2 separate regions of the Homo sapiens genome follow, and region 1 is linked to region 2. Evidence: chromatin loops called from intact Hi-C (ENCODE). Cell type or tissue: GM12878. All regions are shown on one strand.

What was found. Hi-C counts contacts between places; a loop is a spot of excess contacts. Peaks named below come from ENCODE experiments on the same cell type or tissue, not always from the same donor. Only the 100,000 strongest peaks of a DNase experiment are listed, where the experiment ranks them.
Region 1: it touches region 2 in a loop (2.6-fold over the local background); 3 of 110 quality-filtered maps call a loop at or near these places.

The regions. Positions count from the first base shown.
Region 1 is chr15:95,986,667-95,994,666 of GRCh38, forward strand. LOC112268156 (a long non-coding RNA gene) reads left to right here and starts at 3,769. Exons shown (of 2, transcript XR_002957737.1): 1 at 3,769-4,218. In GM12878, no CTCF peak of the experiment used is centred here; DNase peaks (open chromatin) are centred at 2,004 and 4,334; H3K27ac peaks cover 458 bases.
Region 2 is chr15:96,038,737-96,046,736 of GRCh38, forward strand. All of the region lies in intron 1 of LOC112268156 (a long non-coding RNA gene), which reads left to right. It overlaps LOC105370998 (a long non-coding RNA gene), which reads right to left. Exons shown (of 4, transcript XR_001751688.2): 4 at 3,887-5,334. Among named protein-coding and RNA genes, the nearest start is that of NR2F2-AS1, 280 kb to the right of the region's middle. In GM12878, no CTCF peak of the experiment used is centred here; DNase peaks (open chromatin) are centred at 95, 4,127 and 4,265; H3K4me3 peaks cover 305 bases; H3K27ac peaks cover 1,680 bases.

The DNA of each region.
Region 1 (8,000 bases), 52 kb before region 2:
ACTAATTTTATGGCTTCATAACACTTTTAGGCACGGGCTTCCTATCATGGAATTGAAGGTCTTCTGTAATCTGGTACCAAACTAAGTCTTTCTAACTTGACTTCTCAACTCCTTGCCCACTGCTAATTTACCTATCATGCATTTACAGGCCTACGTGAGCACACCACCGTCTGAGTAAGAGGCCCAAGACTCATTCCCTGCCCTTAAAAAGAAGTCCAACATTCAGTCTTGCAGAGAAACTGAAGGGAAAACAGATTGTTATGGCAGCACATAGTAAGGAGGCCGCAGAACACCTGGAGCCTTCATAAATCAGGTGCTGGTTCTACAGCTTGCCACACTCTGGTTTTGTTGTGACTTTGCACACCTCACTTCTCCAACTGAATATCCTCCTTACCCACCTATCACACCCAGAAAACTCCCACTTGTCCTTCAACATCCAGTCTAATTTCCCATTGCTGAATTGATTCAGACCAATTGTCTTTCTTGTTCTGTCTTAAATCAGACATTTAGGCATCTGGAGAAGATTGGCCACTGGTTGCCTAACTCAGCAAACAACCTGTAGCTAGTTATCAAACTGATACACAGACAAAATACGTTTCCCAGAAATTAAGTTTCATCTGAGGCATTTGGTTTTTTTAAGAAAACAAAATTTAAATGAAATAAAATACTGATTCTTAAGCTCTCTCCCAACCCCCTAAATCAAAATTTCCTAGGGGAAGTCCTAAGAACTCATCTATTTCACAAGAAATATGATTCTCAGTTGTTGGTTCTGAGAGTGAGACTTTCCCTGACCAGCAGCAGCAGCCTCTGGGAACCTGTTAAAAATGCATGTTCTTAGGCTCCACTCCAGGGGATGGCCCGACAACCACGTGTGATTCACCCTCCAGAAGATGCTGTCACATACTCAAGTGTGACCCACTGCTGCAAGTCAACTCCTGGGAGTAGAAAATTAAATATTGGTCTAAAAAACTAAGTGACACCTCCGTTGCCCAAAAGCGTAAATAACAGCCTCATAAGCAGCTTCTTTTTGCCACAGTGTGGCTAATGCTAAACTGACCCAACAGAAATAAAAATTTCAGAAAGGCCACAGGCCTAAAATCAGAATTTTCTGCCACATTACACCTGTAACCATTGAAGCTATAAAGACATTTCCGTCTTGTGACTGGAAAAGGCAGCAAGTACCTTAGAAACTGAGGGGGAAACAAAAGCAAACACCAGGCACAAAAGAACCTTCAATTATCTGGATATTTCAGTAGGTAGCCCCAAAGATTCCCTGGAGCCACAATTTTTCAAAATTTGTTTTTAGCCACAGAGCCCTTTCTTCAAAACATATAGATTTAACCCCTATCTACATAACAGAAAAGAGTTGCTGCTGGGCCCAGCGCCATGGCCTTCCTCAGCAACCCTGAGGCCCCCTGTGGCATCCCCAGGTAACCCTACAAGGATGGAAAAAGAAGGCTGAACATTCCTGTTGTAGATGGTATTTCCTTCTGAATTCTCATAGTCACACACAACTGCAGAAAGAAAACAGGAGCTGGGCATTCAACAGCAACAAAAGAGATTATATTATTCTAGTGTTGACTCAGTGGAGGTCACTAGACTACATGTGAAAAGATCGGTATAATATGATCAGTTTATAATGATTTAAAATTAAGCAAAGAAGAAAGGAAGGAAAGTAGGAAGGGAGGAAGGAAGGAAGGAGGGAAGGAAGGAAGAAGGGAAGGGAGGGAAGAGGGAGGGGAAGGAAGAGGGAGGGAGGGAAGGAAGAGGGAGGGGGGAGGAAGGAAGAGAGGGAGAAAGGAAGAAAGGAAGAGAGAAAAGAGGAAGAACAGGAAGAAGCAAGCAAGCAAGCAAGCAATTCTAAACTGCTGAACGGTTCTACTTTTCATCTTGAGATGCCTGGAAGCACTGACTTTTGTTGTCACTTTGGGCCCAAGGCGGCCCTTCTTTTCCCACGCTGACCTCTGCCATTTCTGTAGGTGGTTTACATAGCAGAGTGCAGGGTTACAGCTCTTTGGCAAACTTCTTCACAGCAGAAAGGGCAAACAAAGTTTCATATAACTTCCTGTTTCTCAACAGAGCTATGAGTCTCCCCCTCCCCCATGTTTTTGTTTTTCTGCTCATTCTCATGGAAAAAAAAAAAAAACCTGGAGATTGTTAGAAAAGGAAAATAACTTAATCGGAAGCGGGGAATAATCAGAAACTTACATGGGGCTAAATTTGCATTTCGTTTTCTTTTCTCCACCATGTATTTGAGAAGTTTGTATATATTCTGTAAATTTTGTAAGGAGTGAGTGAAAAATGTAACATATGTACAGGCATTTATTCATGTGTTTTATGCTCTTTTCTTTTTTATGGCAAATGCCCTGGAGAGTTTTAACTCCAGGGATGTTGTGTGGAGAAGGGTTTTTGGGTTTAAGATTTTGAGATGAGGCTTTTTGGTTGACCCTTGACATGACCTTTAACTGGAAGTCCCTCCAGAGAAAGAACTTGGGCTTATTCATCTTTATGACCCCTGCACCCATCGTCACCGTGCTGGGTACAAAGTGGACACTCGGAAAGTTTATTGAGTCAATGTGGGTTGAATGTCATAACCCCAAATTTTCTTTGCCATCTGTAAAGATAATAACAATAATACATAGCCAAGAATATAATGTCATGAATAATTTCTTAAAGTGCTTTGAAATTAGTTCCAGAAAGATTGGAAAATTTTTTGAAAACATAAGATGCAACATGTACGGTTTTAAACTCTGACCTTTTCGATACAAACTTTCTCTTCCTTTACATTTGTATACTCCCAACAAACTTAAAATGTTATGTTTCAGGTAAGGAGGCATTCTGCCAAAATAACTGGCCAAATACATCACATGAACACAGCCTCCTGGAAATCACCAGGTGGCTGACTAAGTTGTTTCAATTTGCCAACTGGTGTTCTTATGTAAGTCTAGGAGAGATGCCCTCACCCTTGAGTAAGAACCTAGAGCTCACAGTGTCTTCTGGCATCATGTCTATATTCTTTTACATGGACATGAATGCATTCATTAATATGGAACATTCATATCCCGAAAGCTGGGACAGTTTTGTACTAAAGAGCCCTCTTGCCCTTAAGAGCAAACAGGTAGATAGAATCCCCTATCAATACCTGTCTTAGGAAGGCTGGATATCCAAGGCAACTATGAATTGCTTTCCATACCCCAACATCACATTTGGTGAGAATTTCTTTCACACCAGGCCAAATCAGTGTGTTCAAAATTCCATCCAGATTGTTTGCCATTTATACATTTGGTGTAGCAGGTTGTGAATAATGCAAATTATTTCAGTTGTAATTAACAAGAGTGCAATTGTTTCTGCATGCAACTGAGGGAGGAGGAAGACCCCTGAGAAATGACTCTTACAAAACGCAACCTTAACTTAGTTTTCCATTTAGATAATGATGGGCTCACAGAAGATCATTCACCACTTTTAGCTGCTTATACTCATTGAAAATCCATCTCAACTTCTTTAGAAAATTAAATTGGGACAGAATTATATCAGATTGAGAGGTTTTCAGATCAACTCCACGTATTTGTCTCTTATCAACCAAGGAATCTTTTTTTAAAAAAGGATATTTTCTTTGACAAAGTAGAATCTGCAAGTGGCGGAGGAAATATTTAGAAGAGATAGGATTATATTTGTGAATCTGTGATTTAGGCAGTGGATTGGATGGACACTGTGTTACTGGCTGCATTAAACATTATGCAGAAAACGGAAGATGAAGCAAAACCTGAGGCAAAGTCTCCGGTGGGACACGGAAGAGTAAAAGTGAGAGAAAAAGGGAAGGCGAGCAGGAGAGGGCCAGAGAGGCAGAAAGGAGGGCAGCGCTGGGAGAAGACATGAAAAATTAGAACAGGAGCTCAGAGCACTCGGGAGAGCAGGGGAAATGACAGTTGAAATTAGAACAGGAGCTAAGAGGAGCCAGCAGAAGGGGACGGCAGGAACTAGGAAATTTAAGGCGGGGAGAAACAACTGAGAGAAGTGGACAGAAAAAAGAAAGCTTAGCATAAATAAGAAGGCCCGGGACTCCCGTGCGTCCAGTAGACCTGCTCTGCTATGGATCAAAACAAATGATTTGTCATTCTGAAATGACTCTGAAAGGGGGAATGGAATGTGCCCCAACGATCAATATTAAATTTTATGCCTGCTGCACCTTTCAAAAGGCTCAAGAAGACATTGATTCAAGTAAGTGCCACATTTTTAAATGACCTTTGATGATTCACTTTAACAGTTTGAGAGCAGAAGTTTGCACCCTGAGCTGGGGAGCAGTGAGAACTGAAGTTTGGTTTCTAGTTGTGGTTGTGGTTGTGGTTGTGGGGCTGCCAGGTTGCGCTGGTCACTGTGGCAGGGGCAGGGATGCTCTGGCAGGAGAAAGTGCTGTTTCCTGTCCAACTAGGGCACGCGTGTGGGAGGCTGGAGTTGATGTTTTTCATTATATAGCTGGCATTCTTAGAAAGCCAAGAAGAGTTGTGCTTTTTGGCTGGTTTGATGAAGTGCTTTGGGCACTTTGTATTTTGTGGCCAATTTTACGAGAGGAAAATATCTGATTCCAATGGAATGGATTGGGAAACCTGAAGGTGGGTTTCCCAGATGAGGCCTTCCCAGAGGAGGCCTCTGCAGAGCGGGCCAATCGGGATTCTGGTTTTGCAGAGTTTTCACTGACGTAGCCTTGTCTCTTGCAGTCAGACACCTGTACTGGGTCCGAATTGGTTATAACAAGTAAAGAGTCTTGTCTGGGACTGAATGAAAAGGATTTCAAGCTGGGACATGTGGCATGTTCATGCTCTATATTTCTCCATACCTAAATGCCAAAATCAGAGCCTGGGTTTTAGGCCTAAAAGACATTATCTATTATGTCAGAAATCTCCATGTATAGCAGATTGGCTTCTGTGGGGGGAATCCCACCACCCTGTCTGCTGTCTGCTCCATGTCTGGCTTTTAAATGCTACCTGCCCAAGGAGCTAGGGCCAGCCGTGGTGCTTCCATAATCTGGTTCTGGATCCTTGGTTCTGGTGACTCATTTTATCTTCTAACTCTGGTTGATTTCCTGGATTCAGCTTCTTCATAACCTCTGATTTGGGAATCCCTCTTATCAGCTGGTCCTGAACAACCAAATCCCTCTCCATGCCATACCCTGCACAGGGAGAGTCACTTGGGCCACATTCTATCATGTTGCTGATGGTGCAAAATATCCTGGTATTCTTATTTCTAGGGCTTACTTGATAATTACATATTTATATATTGTTCAACTAACTACTCAGCAAGATCTACCTTTCCCCCACTGCTTCTTGCCTTCAGCCTACAAGGGGGTACCTGTCTCCTCAATTTTAGAAACTCACTCATTCATTCTTCAATACTTGTTTATTGAATCAGTATGATGTTCTGGGTGGTGCTAGACACCAATCAACTTTTATTCATTCCATTCACTCTTACTCATTCGAATGTTTATCAAACAAGAATCGTTTATTGGGTGCTTTTCTAAGTAGTGGAAGTAGAAGATAAAGCAGTGATGAAAATAAAGTTCCAGTTTCCATAGATCTTATTATATTTTATTGGGTGTACCCAATAAATACACAAACAAGTAAATATGGTAGGTTGTATGACGACATGGGAGAAAATAAAGGAGAGTAAGGAATAGGAGTGGAGGTTATTTTTTATAGGAAAAGTCTCATGATAAAGTGATATTTGAGAAGAAATGTTTAAAAGTAAAAGAGCAAATTATACAGATTTGAGGGGAAGCAAATACCAGTAAGAAAGAAGCAGAGTATTCAAATACCCTGAGAGGTTTAGTTTGTTTGAGGAACAGGCAATAGGACAGTATAGCTGGCACAGAGTGAGCAAAAGATAGTGAAAGAGAAGATGAAGTCAAAGAATTGCCAGAGCCCAGATTAGGTAGAATCTTGAAGCCATTGAAGCAAGGACTTTGGGTTTTACCTTTGGTGAAGTTTAGAAAACTACTGGAGGCCTCTGAGCAGAAGACTGGCATAAACAATGTTTTCAAAAAGTCACTCTAGTTGCTGTTGAGAAGACGCTCTGGGTAGGCAAGTGTGGAAGCAGAGAGGGTACGTAGAAGGTACTATAATAGTCCAGGCAAGAAATGAAATTGACTTGGGCGAAGATGGTGGCAGTGGATGTGGTGGGGTGCTAGATTATTTCAAACAGACAGTTTATGGTATTTGCTGATGGATTAGTTTGAAAGCATGAAGAAAAGAAAGTAGTCAAGACTATCTACATTGTTTTTGCCTAGACAACTGGAAAGGTTAAAAAAAAAGGTTAAAAAAAAAAAAGACTAAGCTAGGTGTTATGGCATGAGCCTGTAGTCCCAGCTACACAAGAGGCTGAGGTGGGAGGATTGCTTGAGCTGGGAAGTTTGAGTCCAGCCTGGGCAACATAGTAAGACTCCACCTCAAAAAAAAAAAAAAAAAAAAGACAGGAGAAGAAGCAAGTTTAGAAGAGTGGTGGTTAGGGAAGAGCCACGAGTTTGGTTTTAGAAGGGTTGAGTTGGAGATATTGTTTGGAAATCCAAGTGGACATGACAAGTACATCTATAATATTTAAATTTGCAGGTACAAGTCCAGGCTGGAGATGATTTAGAGTCATCAGTATTTACATGATACTTAAATACAAATGCAGGATGGGATCACATAGGGGTCAATGTAGCTGGAAATGAGGAGAAGTTAAAAGAGAAGTTTCTGGGGCATTCTGACGTCAGGAAAATGGGGCAAAGTACTAGCAGCAAGATGGAAGAGGTGTCCGGTGAGGTAGAAAGAGAACCATCAGAAAGCAGTGTTCTGGAAGCCGAGAGAAGCAAGAGTTTAAGAAGTGGGAATAATCAAATGTGTAGTATGAGAACTCTGAATTGATTTGTGGAATTAGCATTGTAGAACTCACTGGGGAGCTTGATAAGATCTCATTCAGTGAAGAGGAGAGGCATGAAAGACTGATTTGAACGAATCCAAAAAGAGTAGGAGAGAAATTGGAAGTAGCATGTGTAGGCAGAGAAATGAATCAGAACATGAAGAAAAATGTGGAGTCGTGAGAGGATGTTTTCAGGATGTGAAAATTCGAGCATCAGTGTACAAACAAGGGAGAATTGATGGCACAGGAGAGAGGAAGAAAATGCTGGCACAATGTCCTTGGGAAGGCAGGAAGGAATAGGCTGCAGCACAGAAGAGGTTGACTTGACTCAGCGGTGTAGACCAATTATTCATAGTAACAACAGGAAAAGTAGACTGATTGTTATTCCATTTTCATACTGCTATGAAGAAATACCCGAGACTGGGTAATTTGTAAAGAAAAAGAGATTTAATGGACTCACAGCTCCACATGGCTGGGGAGACCTCACAATCATGGCGGAAGGTGAAGGAGGAGCAAAAGTGCGTCTTACGTGGTGGCAGGCAAGAGAGAAGTGCAGGGGAACTGTCCTTTATAAAACCATCAGATCTCATGAGACTTATTCACTATCACGAGAACAACATGGGAAAAAAACTGTCCACATGATTCAATTACCTCCCACCAGGTCCCTCCCATAACATGTGGGGATTATGGGAGCTACAGTTCAAGATGACATTTGGGTGGGAGCACAGCCAAACCATAGCACTGACTATTGATACAGACATAGGGATGAATGTGTGGAAGTTCTCCACTGATTGCTTCTAAGTTTTCCATTAATTTAGTCAGAAAATTCATAAGCAGAGAGTGAGGCTGGTGGAGGAGGTGTTGATGGTTTAGACAGAATGACTTGCGCCAAGATTTGGAAGTAGGGGAAAATTAGGCAGATTTAAGAAATTTTGCTGGCTACTTCTCAGCCTCTATCCTTTTCAGAGCTAATATCCCCCAGAGTGTGGGCAGCAACTGGTGCTCACACTGTTTTCATCAGCGTCCTGCATCCTAGCTCCCAGCAAGATGACTCACACCCTTGAATCTGCTTATGCATTTTCAGTTGGATCTTCTGTGACTTCGGCATC
Region 2 (8,000 bases):
TCTGCCACGAGAAAAAGAAATTGAAGACAGATACACATAAAGAAAAATGAGTCATCATGCCATTGTGATTCCATCTCAGAATTTTCTCTAGCAGTTCTCAGATCCACCCACAATACCCTGTGGATTTCAAGGTGGACATGTGACAGGCATTATGTAGACAGATACAGGATAGGATAGATGTGAGAGCTGAAACCACGTTTACAAGAAATGGGGAAACTACATTTTCCATGTCTTTACCAACATTCTGTTAAAATTTGTGTTTTCAGTTAAAAGCGTCTAGCTGTGTACACTGCCTTTATAGTCACTACGGCTCTGTGTGAGTGTAACTTAGTTTTATTTCACAAGTATGTGTGAATAGCTGCTCCTGCCATCTCCTAACAGGGGACTAGAGTCAGCTCCCACAGAGTAAGAATCCTCTGCTGTCATGGCGTCTTATTAAGCCCATACATGATGATACCTCGCCGGAACATTCCAAGCGATGTTTTAACTCCTCCCTACTGCCCAGCACCTGCTTCACATGCACCCGAGCCAAAGGTTGCTGCAGTCCCCATGCTCGTGGTAGCCCACGCTGTACCAGCCCACACACAAAATTATGTTCATTTGCAGACAGGCAGACTTCTCTGGTGAATATCCAGATGGGCCCCTCAAGATCAAATAAACTCACACTAAGCTATGAAAGAAAGGTTCTACTGATGCTGCTATCACCTCAACTTCCGACATTGTTTGAAAGAAGCAAAACAAGATGGTTGTACAGGGCACTTTCTTCCCCAGAACCTGACAGGCACGGTCAAGTTGTCTATTTTGCTTACTTCAAAGAATATTACATTTGAAATCTGTATTATTATTAGTACTTATTGTTCAAAGTATATTGGCATTGCATACATTTTGTAGATAATGATAATTGTTTCTCTGATCTGGGACCCAACCGGACATTTTAAATAGGAGTGGCTACAAATAGATACATCTGGAACATATAAACATTCACCAATACTTGCTTGGTTACATGACTTATACCATTGCATAAAATGTTACAGAACTGAGGTGATTAGAATCAATCACCCCTGTTGGATGGGATTAAAATCTTATCTAGCTCTTTACCACTGGAAACCTTGCCATACCAGGGACACTCCAGGCTCAAGTAATCTGCAGAAAACCTATTACAGTGTCTATTACATTATATTTTTATTTCACTCTATTATATTCTCAAAAAGAGTTAACATGAGTTATAGCTCTAATACACCAAGATAACATGAAAATTAGAATAAATAGGCAAGGAGAACAAGTGAGAAAGTCAAGAGGGAAGTCGAATGTGTCTGGGCATCATGTAGACGGTACAGCTTGGAAGTAGGTCAGGTGACTATGAAGTTCTCTCAACTGCCACCTGCAAAGGTCTGAGGGTGACCTTGTCAGCAAATTCAGACAAGGAATAAATAACTAATCATTTGGGAGACTGTAGCAGACACACGAGATGAAAATTTATTTTGCCACCCCAGATCCATAGGAAAATAAAGTGGGCGGTACTTTTCTTTCTTCTGTTGAAATTGATATATAAAAACATGCTAATTACATCAGATTAAATATAAATTTTATTTATTCAATTATCTGAATGACTTAAGACTGAATTAATTTTGACTTCAATATTATAATCAGCTTTACATTAAGCATTGCGAAAGTGAATTTCTCATCCTGTGTAACTTTCTTCTTTTCATTAACATATTTTCAGAACACTTGCTTTATATTATAGTTTGTCAGGAACAAGATACACATCTGCATAATAATCATAATTCTACATGCTTTATTCAGTCAGGTAACGATTTCCTAATTCTTAGAGAATCTTCTCCAAATTCTTCCAACGGATCATACACACTCACTTTCCACCTCCATGGGCAAAACAGAACTTGCTTCACATTTTATTATTTTGTTTAGTCATCTGTCATCTGGTAGAAAAAGAGAGAGCACGAGCAGCAGGGAAGAGGAATGGAAAGGATGGGAAGAGGAATGAAATTTTGGGGGAGTGACAAACTTCACATGGATATTCACAATATTTATTGGTCCATGCACCTTCAGAATTTTTTCATTGAATATCAAACATTCTAGTAAATGCCTAAAGCTACTCACTCTAATATCAGTTGTATGGTGATTAAGAAGGAGCAAAAAACTGGGGGATCATGGGGACCGAGTGTTAAATTTTAACCTTGCTACTTAGTGAATCTGCCTTAAGACCTGCGGTCTGTTACTTACTCCCATTTGACTTCAATTATGCCTCAACTATTGAACAGAGACAATAGTATCAACTTTCAGCGTTATTACTAGAATTAGAAATAATATAATAAGCACCTATAGTAAGTGGCTGGAACATGTTAGGCACTCAATAAAAAGTAGATGATATTAAATTTCCTGTTCAGAAATAAACGGTATTACATTCCCAGAATTAAACTGCTGTATAAAAACTTATAAATTAATTTGCTAATTCCCATGATATTTAGAAATTGTGTATTGAGTCCCAATGCCTTTAAAGATGGTCCTGTACAAACAGGGGAACAACAGACACTGGGCCTCTCAGAGAGTGGAGGGTGGAAGGAGAAAGAGAATCAGGAAAAATAACTAATGAGTACTACACTTAATGCCGGGGTGACAAAATAACCTGTATGACAAACCCCCATGACACAAATTCACCTATATAACAAACCTGCACATGTGCCCCTGAACTTAAAATAAAAGTTGAAATAAATAAATAAAGATGGTTTTAGTAACAGTATCTTAAGAACACTAGAGAGTCATATTATCCAGGTCTTATCAGGGGACCCAGATGGGATCACCAGGTTGTCAGTACAAGGAGACTAGCATGCAAAGGGAGAGGCAAGATGTTTATAAAGTACCTCTTATTGAGTGTACACCTCAAAAACACCAGGCCAAATGATGTATATGCATTACCTAATTTAATACAACACATCTACAAGGCAAGTACTATGGAGATAGCCACTTTAGAGCTGAGAAAACTGAGATACTGGGTTCTCCAAGGTCTTCATCACAGTCCAACTCTGGAGCACATGCTGCTAGCTCCTGTGACAGGATAAATATAAGGAGCAGAACTACAAATCAAGCCTGTGATATAATAGGTATAATGTCGATTGGGCAGATGGAAGAAGAGATAATGCAGAAATTTCAGCTACATAAGTCAAGAGACAGCCAGGCACTAGCAGGTAGAACCAGGCAGCTCAGGAGCTCACTGCATGGACACTGGCACCTGGCAGGATTGTGCTGTTGGTTTCAGGACCAAGGGCAACTTCTCAAAGGGACCAAGCTGGGCTAGAAAAATGGGCACATTCTAAATGTAATTTACAATCTATGTTTTTGAAACTGAAAAACACTTTCTCAAAAAGAAAACTTTAACACAGATCGTACAAATGACCAATGAGCACATAAAGAGATGCTTAATACCATTAACCATTAGGGAAATGCAAATCAAAACCACAGTGAGATACTTCACACACACTTAGATAACTACCAAAATAATGGACAATAGCAAGTGTTGGAAGGGATGTGGAGAAATTGGAACCCTAGGAAACTGCTAGCAGGAACGTGAAATGGTCCAGCCACCATGGAAAGCAATTTGATGGCTCCTCAATGAGCCCAGTAGAGAATTTCCATATGACCTAGGAACTCCACTCCTGGGTATATTCCCCAAGGAACTGGAAACTGGTGTTCAAATAAAAACATTCACAAAAATGCTCATGTTAGCACTATTCACAGTAGCAAAATAATGAAAACAACTCAGATGTTCATCAACTCATGAAGGAATTTTTTAACATGTGACATATTCATGGAATGGAATACTATTCAACCATAAAAAGGAATGAAATTTTGATACATGCTACAAGGTGAATGAACTTCGATTGAAAACATTTATTGTAAGTAGAAGCAGTGAGACATAGAAGGTTATGTATATGGCATAATTCCATTTATATGAAACATAAAAAGTAGAGTTGGCAAATCCACACAGACAGAAAGCAGATTAGTGGTTGCCACGGGCTGGTGGAAGAGGGAAAATGAAGAGTAACTGCTTAATGGGTTTGGGGTTTCCTTTTGGGGTGGTGAAAATGTTCTCGTGGTGATGGTTGCATCACAACATGGTAAATGCAGTTAGTGTCACGGATGGTAAATTTTATGTTATATGTATTTTACCACAATTTAAAAAACAGAAAAAGAAAACCTTTATGAAAGCTCTATATGGAAAACTGATAAAAGCAGGGTAGCGCTGGTGAAATCTGGCATCGACAGGAACCCTGGAGCCATTCTTCTTCCAGCTTCCCTGGACACACTGTCGTTAGAACAGAGAAAGCCAAGTTTACTTATCTAACCCATAACACGCAGCTCTGAAGAAAAGCAGAACTGAAATTTCTCTGTTGTCACACGGAAGTGCCAGCTACACTTTGAGCCAAATGCTAAGGGAAAGTTTTCAAAAGTTCAAATTTATAGAAGCCACACTAGGAATTTTAATTTGCATGGAAAAACGAGAAACAAGCCTCTTAAAAACAAACAAACAAAGCCTATGGGAATGTTTCCAGTTATTTTTTAAGTCTTTAGTGATAGAAAACATTAGCCAAACTTTCCCCTGTTGACTCTCATGGAAAAAAAAAAATGTCAAAAAAAGGGTCTTACTTTGTAGCATACATGGCCATTTTTCATCAGTTTTGCAAAGCCAGGTTCTACCTTTTCATTTAACTTTGGGGATGTGTCTCTTAACCAAAATCTAACTTTTCAAGGTGCTTCATTCATTGCTTTAAAAGTTCCTTCAGGTGGTGGTGTCATCTTTTTGTCCACTTATTTGTTGGGAAGTCATCTACTGGTGTCCTAAGCCAGGATTCAGCATTACTCTCAGCCTTGCAAATGAATTAACGGGTGACCATCTCGCTATCTCTACACTAGAAACAGACTTGAACATACTCACCTCTTTCAGTCCTAATCTCTTCTTTCCTTCCTCCCAATTCACAGTTGCCTGCAACTGGTTCCGAGTGCCCATGTGTGGGCATCTCCACCGAGGGAGGGAGGCATGGGGTGAGGTCCTTTCTTCCTCTTTAAGGAGTGGATTTTCTCAAGAGCAACGTGGGAAGTTCTACATTAATGTTGAAGCTGAGCTTTCTTGCCACTGTGTGTGTGGCACAGGAAACAGGCTCTCCACATGATGGTAAGAAGCCTTAAACCCAGATTACGGCACCTTTCTCTCTGGAGTGCTCTTTTTGGGTAGAGGGTAAAAGGTCATCCTCTCAGACTGGATAGTTGTTCTCAGCCAATTACATGATCTCCGTGCTTCTACAAAAGGGATCTTTGAAACTGCATCAAAAGATTTTATGCAACTGATTTACAAAAAGCACAATTAAGTAGATGGAAGCATTATTCAAGACCATCTGGTGGAAGAGGTAGCATATTTAAAATTCTAGTATAATTATTAGCGGCAAAAAAGATTGTTTTAAATGACGAGCTATCCATTATCTGTCATACTCTGGTAGACTACATAGCTCCATTTATTCCATCAAGGTCCCAAAATAAAAAGATGTAAACATGGTACCATTGGAATGCTAGAACTCAAGAAATCTACATGTAGAGACGAAGCTCAGGAGAGAAGCTATGGATGGCCTTGAACTCCCAATTACAAATCTTTATTTTCTGTGTTTCACTGGAAGCATTAAAACTGCTTCAATGGAAAAGAAATCAGATTTATATTCTTTTTTCTTTTTCTTTTCTCTGGGCATCATTGAAACCAAGGACGGTGCCTTGCTGGGATTTTTCTTATCCTTGAAGGGCAATTGTCAAGCATAAGTCTCCAGCGTCAGAAGGTGTTGAGTCAGTGTGTTTCTGTGTCAAGGACTGCAGACCCAGTTGCACTTCCAAAATGCCCTCCTTCAGCTTTAACATAGTCAGAGGTGATTTAGGTCAACACTTGTGCCATGATCAGTAAGTTTATCCGCAACTAATACTTGGTTACCCCGAGGTTGTTTAGAGTATTACATACAGTTTTTAACAAATCCCTGCTCTTTTTTCTACATGGAAATAATAATCTTGTTGAGAGAGAAACCTTTTTGACAAACAGAATTGGAAAATTGGAAATAAACGTTCATTTTTGGAAATATATTCACTCTATCACCTTTGTTATCTCATCACATATGAAAACAATCACTTTCTTCTAAAACATGCCCTAGCAACTTTTAAGAAATTCTGAATAATATTAAAGCAATGCATTCCTGTTCTCTAGATTTAGGTCTGGAAGTTAGCAAGTTTATTTTATTTTATTTTAGACGAAGGCTTGCTCTGTCGCCCAGGCTGGAGTGCAATGGCACAATCTCTGCTCACTGCAACCTCCGCCTCCCAGGTTCAGGCAATTCTCCTGTCTCAACCTCCCGAGTAGCTGGGATTAGAGGCATGCGCCACCACGCCCAGCTAATTATTATTATTATTGTATTTTTAGTAGAGGCAGTTTTCACCATGTCTCCAATGGCCAGGCTGGTCTTGAACTCCTTACCTCAAGTGATCTGCCCACCTTGGCCTCCCAAGTTAGCAAGTTTAGACTATTATGCTATAGAATTGGGGTCCAAATAATCATTCATTTGGTTTACACATGTTGATTGAGAATTTATTTTAAGGTCTCGGTCACCCCAGTGAAGCAGAGCAATGGGGAACTGGCCTAGAAGAAGCCATGAAGTAGAATCATAAAGTACAAACAGCAGAAGACTCCAATAACAGAAGAGGGTAAAAATAAAGGGACTTAAGTTCTTCACATATTTTCAATTTAAACATCCAAAAGAGGTCAAATTATACCTATGGGTTTGAAAAACAATATTTTAATGGGAAATTTCCAGGGTAGAGTCCTATGCATCTAATGTCACCCCAAACACAGAAAGGCAGATAATTGGAGCTGGGAGGGTAGGAACAGAAATGGTCTCATACTTCCTTGTAAGCTCAGCTCTTAAACAAATTAAAGTACACTAAAGTATCACTTCAGAAAACAGAGATGTAGTATGTCTATTAATCATTTTTTTAATGAAGTGGCCTGAGGACCTACACTTATTCCTTCCAAAGAAGCCACAAAAAGGCAAAATCCTTGATCCTGTTTTGATCATGGAATGTTTGCTCTGAAAACTTTTACAAATAGCTTGCTCACTTTACTCCTCACCTAAATCTTCGAGAAAACAGATATTTGAGAAAAAAAAAATCTCAGTGATTTTCATATAGTATGAGCCAATCTTTCACCACATGCAAACACAAAGAACAACAATAACTGTGTTCACGCGTTCCAAGTCTTTGCTGATTCAGTGCCCAGCTCGTGCTAGGTGTGGGTCTGGGCTCAAGAGTTAAGCCTTGGTGGCTGGGCGCAGTGGCTCACACCTGTAATCCCAGCACTTTGGGAGGCCGAGGCGAGTGGATCACGAGGTCAGGAGATCAAGACCATCCTGGCTAACATGGTGAAACCCCGTCTTTACTAAAAAAAAATACAAAAAATTAGCTGGGTGTGGTGGTGGGCGCCTGTAGTCCCAGCTACTCGGGAGGCCGAGGCAGGAGAATGGCGTGAACCCGGGAGGCGGAGCTTGCAGTGAGCCGAGATTGCGCCACTGCACTCTGGCCTGGGCAACAGAGCAAGACTCCATCTCAAAAACAAACAAACAAACAAACAAACAAAAAACAGTTAAGCCCTGGACAGAAACCTGCGTGGAATGTGGCAGGCCCAGGGAATATCCAGGGAAGAACATTTTGGACAAAGGGGACACTACAAGCAATGACTCTGCTCATTCATCCAAGCAGGAGGGTGAAAAGCGAGTTTGAGTAACAGAAAGGTGGTAGGGCCACAGCAGAGTGAGCGAGGTAGGAGGGTGAGGAAAGGCTCCCAGAAAGTGAAAGGAAACTGAGTCAGAGCCAAACATGAAAAACATTATGATGCTAATGGAAAGATTTGTTTGTAAAAATTCCTTTTTCTAAGTGAGATGAGAAGCTTGAGCAAGGTGAGA